Regions from separate parts of the Homo sapiens genome. Here region 2 is linked to region 1. A link is an interaction called in ENCODE POLR2A ChIA-PET data of the cell type or tissue named here. Cell type or tissue: CD4-positive, alpha-beta T cell. All regions are shown on one strand.

Evidence for each region. ChIA-PET counts read pairs that join two places held together with the same protein. Peaks named below come from ENCODE experiments on the same cell type or tissue, not always from the same donor. Only the 100,000 strongest peaks of a DNase experiment are listed, where the experiment ranks them.
Region 2: POLR2A ChIA-PET joins it to region 1 with 6 read pairs; 2 of 35 experiments call an interaction of 5 or more read pairs at or near these places.

What each region holds. Positions count from the first base shown.
Region 1 is chr1:28,155,076-28,159,075 of GRCh38, reverse strand. The region is part of intron 1 of PTAFR (platelet activating factor receptor); the gene reads left to right. Among named protein-coding and RNA genes, the nearest start is that of PTAFR, 20 kb to the left of the region's middle. In CD4-positive, alpha-beta T cell, no CTCF peak of the experiment used is centred here; a DNase peak (open chromatin) is centred at 2,065.
Region 2 is chr1:28,027,321-28,031,320 of GRCh38, reverse strand. EYA3 (EYA transcriptional coactivator and phosphatase 3) reads left to right here. Exons shown (of 18, transcript NM_001990.4): 7 at 3,395-3,532. Among named protein-coding and RNA genes, the nearest start is that of EYA3, 59 kb to the left of the region's middle. In CD4-positive, alpha-beta T cell, no CTCF peak of the experiment used is centred here; no DNase peak of the experiment used is centred here.

The sequences.
Region 1 (4,000 bases):
AGACACCTGGCAGTTCTCTTTGTTTCCTCCTTTTCTCTCAACCAATATCCCATCCGTTACCAAATTCTGTCCATCTGATTTCCCAAATAACTCTCACAACCATCCATTTCCCTCCATCGGCTCTGCCCTGGTGCAGTCCTCTTGAGGCCCTCCAGACGACTGCACGTGTCTCTTTGCTGTCTCCCTGACTCTGGTCTGATCACCTCCAGTTCATTCTGTGCACAGTGGTCAAAGCCATCTTCCCCAAATCCAGACCCAGTCTTGTCCCTTCCAAGCTCAAGATCCTTCAATAACTCCCATTGTCTGCAGAATAAAGTCCAGACTCCTTAGACTAACCTCTAGGACCCATCTTGAGTTGACTGATGATTTTTTTTTTTTAAGATGGAGTCTGGCTCTGTTGCCCAGGCTGGAGTGCAGTGGCATGATCTTAGCTCACTGCAACCTCCACCTACTGGGTTCAAGCGATTCTCCTGCCTCAGCCTCCCAAGTAGCTGGAATTACAGATGCGTGCCACCACACCCGGCTAATTTTTGTATTTTTAGTAGAGACAGGGTTTCACCATGTTGGTCAGGCTGGTCTCAAACTCCTGACCTGATGATCCACCCGCTTCGGCCTCCCGAAGTGCTGGGATTACAGGCGTGAGCCACCGCGCCTGGCCCTGTTGCTTATTTTTAAAGCCCTGTCTCTTCTCAACTCCTTAAAGTTTTGGCCAAACCAAATGTCTCACGTTCCTTTAGAATGAAGTACGCCTTTGCCTATTCTTCCAGGCCTCTGTCCCGCAGTCCCCTGTGCCTGTTATTCCTCTCTCCTCGCACTATCAAATTAACTCCTTCAGCATAGGCAGGAGGTCTCTCCTCACCCTCAAGTCTGGGTAGGGGCAGCTTCTCTGAAACCGCGTTACACCTGATACATCCATCATCATAGCACCGCCCGCTTATCTATTTCTGAATCTCTCTCTTGCAAAATGGCCTGTGAGCTGCTCAAGGGCTGGGTCTGTTCTCTGAGGCCTCAGGGCACTGCTCAGCTCCGGGAGCTGTGAGTGCTTGTCCAACGAATGCATGAATGAGCAACTGAATGAGTGAATTGGGCTAGTCTGTGTGTGTGTTCTGTTCACATGGTGAGAAGGTTTTTTTAAAAACTCAAAATTGCCAGGCGTGGTGGCTAATGCCTGTAATCCCAGCACTTTGGGAGGCCGAGGCGGGCAGATCACAAGGTCAGGAGATCAAGACCATCCTGGCTAACATGGTGAAACCCCATCTCTACCAAAAATACAAAAAAAATTAGCCGGGCGTCGTGGCAGGCGCCTGTAGTCCCAGCCACTCGGGAGGCTGAGGCAGGAGAATGGCGTGAACCCAGGAGGCGGAGCTTGCAGTGAGCTGAGATCGCGCCACTGCACTCCAGCCTGGGTGACAGAGGGAGACTCCACCTCAAAAAAAAAAAAAAAATCAAAATTAATGCAAAAAAAATTATGATAAACAAAGTACCAAAATGTTAGATGAAGACAGTATCATAATAGTGCCAGGCAGTTATATTAGAGATTGAGGCAAGAGGAAGAATCAGTAATACTCCTTTTGATTTAAAAAAATATTGCATTAAAATATTATTTATTGGCCAGGCACAGTGGCTCACACCCGTAATCCCAGCACTTTAGGAGGCCGAGGCGGGCGGATCACTTGAGGTCAGGAGTTCGAGACCAGCCTAGCTAACTAAAATTATAAAAATTAGCTGGCCATGGTGGGCATGCCTCATCTCTACCAAAAAATACAAAAATTAGCTGGTGTGGTAGCGTGTGCCTGTAATCCCAGCTACTTGGGAGGCTGAGGTAGGAGGTTGGCTTGAGCCCAGGAGGTGGAGGTTGCAGTAAGCCAAGATTGTGCCACTGCACTCCAGTCTGGGTGACAGAGCCAAGCCCTGTCTCAAAAATAAATAAACAAAATAAAATATTATTTATCTTGATTGCTGAGGTTTAGTGTCTTCTTAAATTTTGCAACCAGTGAATGCCTCACATGTTTCACTCTAGTCCTGGCCCTGGCGGAAAGGCTTTCTCAATAGGCGTGGGCAGGCAGGGTGCAGGAACCCAGGAAGAGGAAGGCATTTTGTGATGGGCAAGGGGGCGGGGGTAGCAGGGAGGTGCGGACCTGACTGCCCCCAAGACCCAGAATGAGCACCATGCCCTGCCCAGCTGTGAGCTGCCCCCAGCCACCACACAGGCCAAATATGCCTCCATGCCCTGGAAACAGGACCCCCAAGGCAAGAAGGTATAACCAGTATAGCCTGAGAGAGAAACAAGGCCGGTCCTGGATGAACTGGGCATCTTGGGATCCAAGGAAGGGCAGGGGTGCTGAGATTGTGGAGCAGCAGTATTCAAGTCTTCTGGTCTCAGGGTCCTTTTATATCCTTAAAGATTATTGAGGGTGCCAAAGAGCTTTTGTTTACATAAGTTATCTCCAGCAATATTGTATTAAAAATGAAAACTTAGACATTCTAAAAATTTTCATTTTTAAACAAAAACACCCAATAATAAACTCTTTCCATGTTAACATAAATAACACATTTTTGTAAAAATAGCTAGATTTTCTAAAACATAAACAATTTAGGGAGAGAAGTGGATTGATTTACATTTTTTACACATCTCTTTAATGTTGGGCTAAATAGAAGACAGTTGGATTCTCATATCTGCTTTTGCACTTAGGCTGCTGTGATATGTTGTTTTGGTTGAAGAAAATCTGCCTTCACACAGATACATACTTATAAAGGGAGGGATCTTTTAATGGCTTTTTCAGATAATTGGTGATATTTTCTTTTTTTTTTTTTGGAGTTTTGTTCTTGTTGCCCAGGCTGCTGGAATGCAATGGCATGATCTCGGCTGACTGCAACCTCCGCCTACTGGGTTCAAGCGATTCTCCTGCCTTAACCTCCCGAGTAGCTGGGATTATAGGTGCCTGCCACCACACCCGGCTGATTTTTTGTATTTTTAGTAGTGGTGGGGTTTTACCATGTTGGCCAGGCTGGTCTCGAACTCCTGACCTCAGGTGATCCACCCGTCTCGGCCTCCCAAAGTGCTGGTATTACAGGCATGAGCCACCACGCCTGGCAGATACTATTCTTTGATATGATATCAAAGCCCCGCATATAGTAGTTTCTTAAAGGTTCGTTGTGATGTAGAACCTACATCATATCAATGGACTTTTTCGTTGTTTTACTTTTTGAGACAGGGTCTTGCTGTGTTGCCCAGGCTGGAGTGCAGTAGTGAAGTCACAGCTCTCTGCAGCCTTGACCTTCCAGGCTCAATTGATCCTTCCACCTTGGCCTCCTGAGTAGCTGGGACTACAGGAGTGCACCACCATGCCTTGCTAATTTAAATTTTTTCTTTTGTAGAGAGGGGATTTTGCCATGTTGACCAGGCTGGTCTCAAACCCCTGGGCTCCAGCAATCTGCCTGCCTTGGCCTCCCAGAGTGTTGAGATTACAGCCGTGAGCCAAGTCCATTGAAGACCTCCCTAAAGCAGTGAAATTCAGCTGAGGTCTGAAGCATGAGTTGCACTTGGCCAGGTGAAAGTGGGGAGTGGAGCCAGGCGAGATGGCTCACGCCTGTAATCCCAGCACTTTGGGAGGCCGAGGTGGCGGATCATGAGGTCAGGAGTTCGAGATCAGCCTGACCAACATGGTGAAACGCCGTCTCTACTAAAAATACAAAAATTAGCCGGGTGTGATGGCACACACCTGTAATCCCAGCTACTCAGGAGGCTGAGGCAGGAGAATCGCTTGAACCTGGGAGGCGGAGGTTGCAGTGAGCCGAGATTGCACCACTGCGCTCCAGCCTGGGTGACAGAGCGAGACCCCATCTCAACAACAACAACAAAAAAGGAAAGCGGAGAGTGAGGAGTGGGTAGGGAAGAGCATTCAAAACAGCAAGATGGGTATTGTGGAGGCTTCTAGGCAGGAAATGTCTGGACAGGTTTGAAGGTCCGCCTGGGAAGTCCGTTCTGGCTAGAGCCTGA
Region 2 (4,000 bases), 130 kb after region 1:
ATTGGATCATGCTGCCTATTATCTGGAATTCTGGGAGGGTTGCTTTTAGAGGAAGATGATTTGCATGTCTGAAGAGCCAGGTCTACAGTGATGCTGGAGGTACTGTCTGTATTGTTTTTTATTCCTCATAAAATAATTATATATTAGACATCTACTTTATGTTTCTGGCCAAAGATATTCAAAACTAGCTAGCTATCTCCTACTTATTTTGGACATTTGTGTTCTAATTTTTGATCTTATAAGAGGGAGACTATCAAAACATTCTCAGTTGATACTATTGTTATTAATAAGGTATTATTTTCATATAGTGTAAAAATAAACATGTTTATAAATCTACCACCTTAGGGTCAAAACCTATTTGGAAAAAGAAATCACAGTGATGACAATAAATCTGAAAGTTATTGTGACATTGAAATAGCAATTTGTTTACCAAAAAGTGTGATATACAATCAGCAGGAATCATAGCACTGATACTCACATTTTACATCATAAATGTTTTAAAAATGACATTCTCAAATATTTTTATTGTTGAAAATCAGACATGGCAAGAATCTTAATTATGGCTAATCTGGACAAGACATTTAAATGATCATGAATTATGATGGGGCAAACGCTTCTAATTCATGCTAGCGATGTCAGTATTCCTCAGTCTCTTAAAATAAGTTATTTCATGTGATTAATAGATGAGAAAAGAATATTACATTTTCTTTTTATGCATTAAGAGTTTGGGGCAAAGCCAGGCACGGTGACCCATACCTATAATCCCAGCACTTTGGGAGGTCAAGGCAGGAGGATCATTTAAGGCTAGGAGTTTGAAACCAGCCTAGGCAATATGACAAAACCTTGTCTCTGCAAAAATACAAAAAGTAGCCAGGCGTAGTGTGCCTGTGGTCCCAGCTATTCGGGGGTTTGAGGCAGGAGGATCCCTTGATCCCAGGAGGTTGAGGCTGCAGTGAGCTATGATTGCACCACTGCCCTCCAGCCTGGGCAACAGAGCAAGACCTTGTCTCAAAAAAATTAAGAAGTGATTATCATATCCCACTGTTGGTCTTTTTAAGACTTTCATATTTCTCTTTACTATTCCTAAATGTACTTATCAACAAATTGGACAAATCTGAGTTGCACTGAAGTATCTCAGTGCCCTGGTGAAGCAGAGGTTCTCATTCTCAAAGTATTGTATTTTTAATTGCATATATGTGTTCATTGGCTATAAATTCAATCACTCCTAGTTTATCAGAGTAGGAGCAAATAAATGAGATGAGTTAATGTTGAGTTTGAAGTCATGGCTAACCTTAGTATTGATATCATACATGGAATGTGTTTGGTTGATGAACCTTCTTAGACCTAATTATCAGCTTCAACTACACTAACCCAGTAACCATAGCTATTCAGAACACAGTGAACAACCAGGCATTAAGATTTTTGGGGCCTGGCATGGTGGCTTGTGCCTGTAATCCCAACACTTTGGGAGGCTGAGGTGGGTGGAACTCCTGAGGTCAGGAGTTCGAGACCAGCCTGACCAACATAGTGAAACCCCATCTTTACTAAAAATACAAAATTAGCCAGGCATGGTGGTACATACCTGTAATCCCAGCTACTAGGGAGGCTGAGGCAGGAGAGTCGCTTGAACCCGGGAGGAGGAGATTGCAATGAGCTGAGATCATCGTGCCACTGCACTCTAGCCTGGGCAACAAGAGCGAAACTCCATCTCAAAAAAAAAAAAAAAAGGATTTTCTTTTTAAAAGTAGGCTTTTGTGTAGCCAAAATTATCACCAAAACCATGCACTTAAGAGTGTTTCACTCATAAAGAATATCCTTGGACTCTCATGCAGATGCAAAGCTTTGTTTATGGTTGCCTAGTTTATTGCAAATTAAAAGGCAGATACTGCTAAGGAAGTCAAGAAGTGACAGACCACAGAGGAAAAACAGTGAAATTAGAACCTAAAAATCAGAACTATAATTAAGTTATATTTAGTACTAAACAATTGTCTTTACACATCACAGTAGCCTCTGCGGTATCTCTGTAATATATGTAGCACAGCACAGTTTTTATTTTTGAAACAGTAACTGAGAAAATCTAAAGGTATGTGTGCTATTTCCTCCTTGCTCAGAAGGCAGGAAGGGATATAAATATATTTTAGAAAGATTGTTACTCAGGAGCATTATGATAAAAAGAAAATAAAAATGAACAGCTATGATGTTTGTCAGTATGAGATAGATTTATATGTTCTGACTTGGAAAGATGAATCTTAGAGGTATTATGTGGAAAAGCAAATTATGTACACTATGTATAACACAGTCCTTGGCTGGCAGTGGCTCATGCCTGTAATCCCAACACTTTAAAAAGCCAAGGTGGAGGATTGCTTGAGGCCAGGAGTTCAAGACTGGCCTGGGCGACATAGCAAGACCCCACCTCTACAAAAAATTAGTCAAGTATGGTGGCACACACCCATAGTCTCAGCTACTCCTGTAGCTGAGGCATGAGGATTATTTGAGCCTAGGTGACAGAGGAAGACCCTGTCTCTTAACAACAACAACAACAACAAAAAATCACAATCCCATTTTTGTTAAAAAGAAGATTAGTGAATACATAGAAGAAATCTGGACTGAGTGTAGTGGCTCATGCCTATAATCCCAGCACTAAAGGAGGCTGGGGCAAAAGTATCGCTTGAGGCCTGGAGTTCAAGACCAGCCTGGGCAACAAAGCAAAACCCTATCTTATTTAAAAAAAAAAAAAAGAAGAAGAAGAAATCATCTGGGTGACTCTTCTGCAAACTGTTAATAGTGGTTAAGTCTGGATGATGGGATTATATATGACTGTATTTTTTTTCTAAATTATGTATTTCTGTAATGTTTTTAATTTATAAAAATAAGCAGGTATGTCTTTCCTAATCGGAAGAAACAAAAGTAACAAAATAACCAGCTTAAGAAGGCAGAGAAGTATTTAATATATTTTAGAAAAATTTGGTCCTTGTTTAATGGGTAAGTGAATTTTAAACTTATATGGAATGTCTCCTACCTTGACAGTTTGGATAAATTATTTATCACTGTACATGAACATCAGGCACTCTTTATAACAGATACTCCAGTTGGGTGTCAATAACTCTTTTTTTCTGAATCCTGGTCAATTTCCCCCAGTCATTGAAATGAATTTATATACATATTGGGATTTGTGGCAAGCTTTTTGTTTCTTTAGCCTCATCCCCTAATTCTTTGAAAGTGTTATTTGCTTGTGATATATTACAAGTGGGAGATTCAATAATTTTCTCTTACAAGCAAATTTATTTTTGTTTTAAGATTTAGATTTTAAACCTACTGGCTGATATTTGAAAGCATAACCATGCTCCTCAGTCCCAGTGTATTGTTTGTAATTGGTCCAATTTATCTGATTCAGGTGCATTGTGGCCAGGTATGAAACCTGAAAGTGGTTTAATTCAGACTCCATCTCCAAGTCAACACAGTGTTCTTACCTGCACTACAGGGTTAACCACAAGCCAGCCAAGCCCAGCACATTATTCTTATCCCATTCAAGGTAAATAGGCATGGTTGTGTGTGTGTTTTAAAATTATTATTATTGTTTCTTGTTTTTAATCTACCTGTATCTCCAAACAAACAAATTGGATAATACAGGAGCTCTGTCTTCTAAAGTAGAAAGGGGGTGATACTTGGATTTGTGCATGCTTTTTGTGTTAGGCAAACCACAGCTTAGGAGTGTGGTTTATAAGTAGTTTAGCCTTTGAATGTGAGCTGCTTAATAGAATTGAAGCCTTCCCTTTTGCATGTTGGTGTCCAGAAAACGCCTTGATTTTGTTCTAGTCTATTTTCAGTGGCATTTTGTCCTATAAATGAGCAGAAGACTCCATGGGTTGGAATTTTGCTGACCTGTATGAATTGTCATAGCAGTATGTGAGGTGTGTGCTGCTTTTCTGCTGTGTCTTTTGTCACACTTATACCCCATTTACTACTTGATGAGAGCATTTCTCTTGCTCAAGAAGTTCAT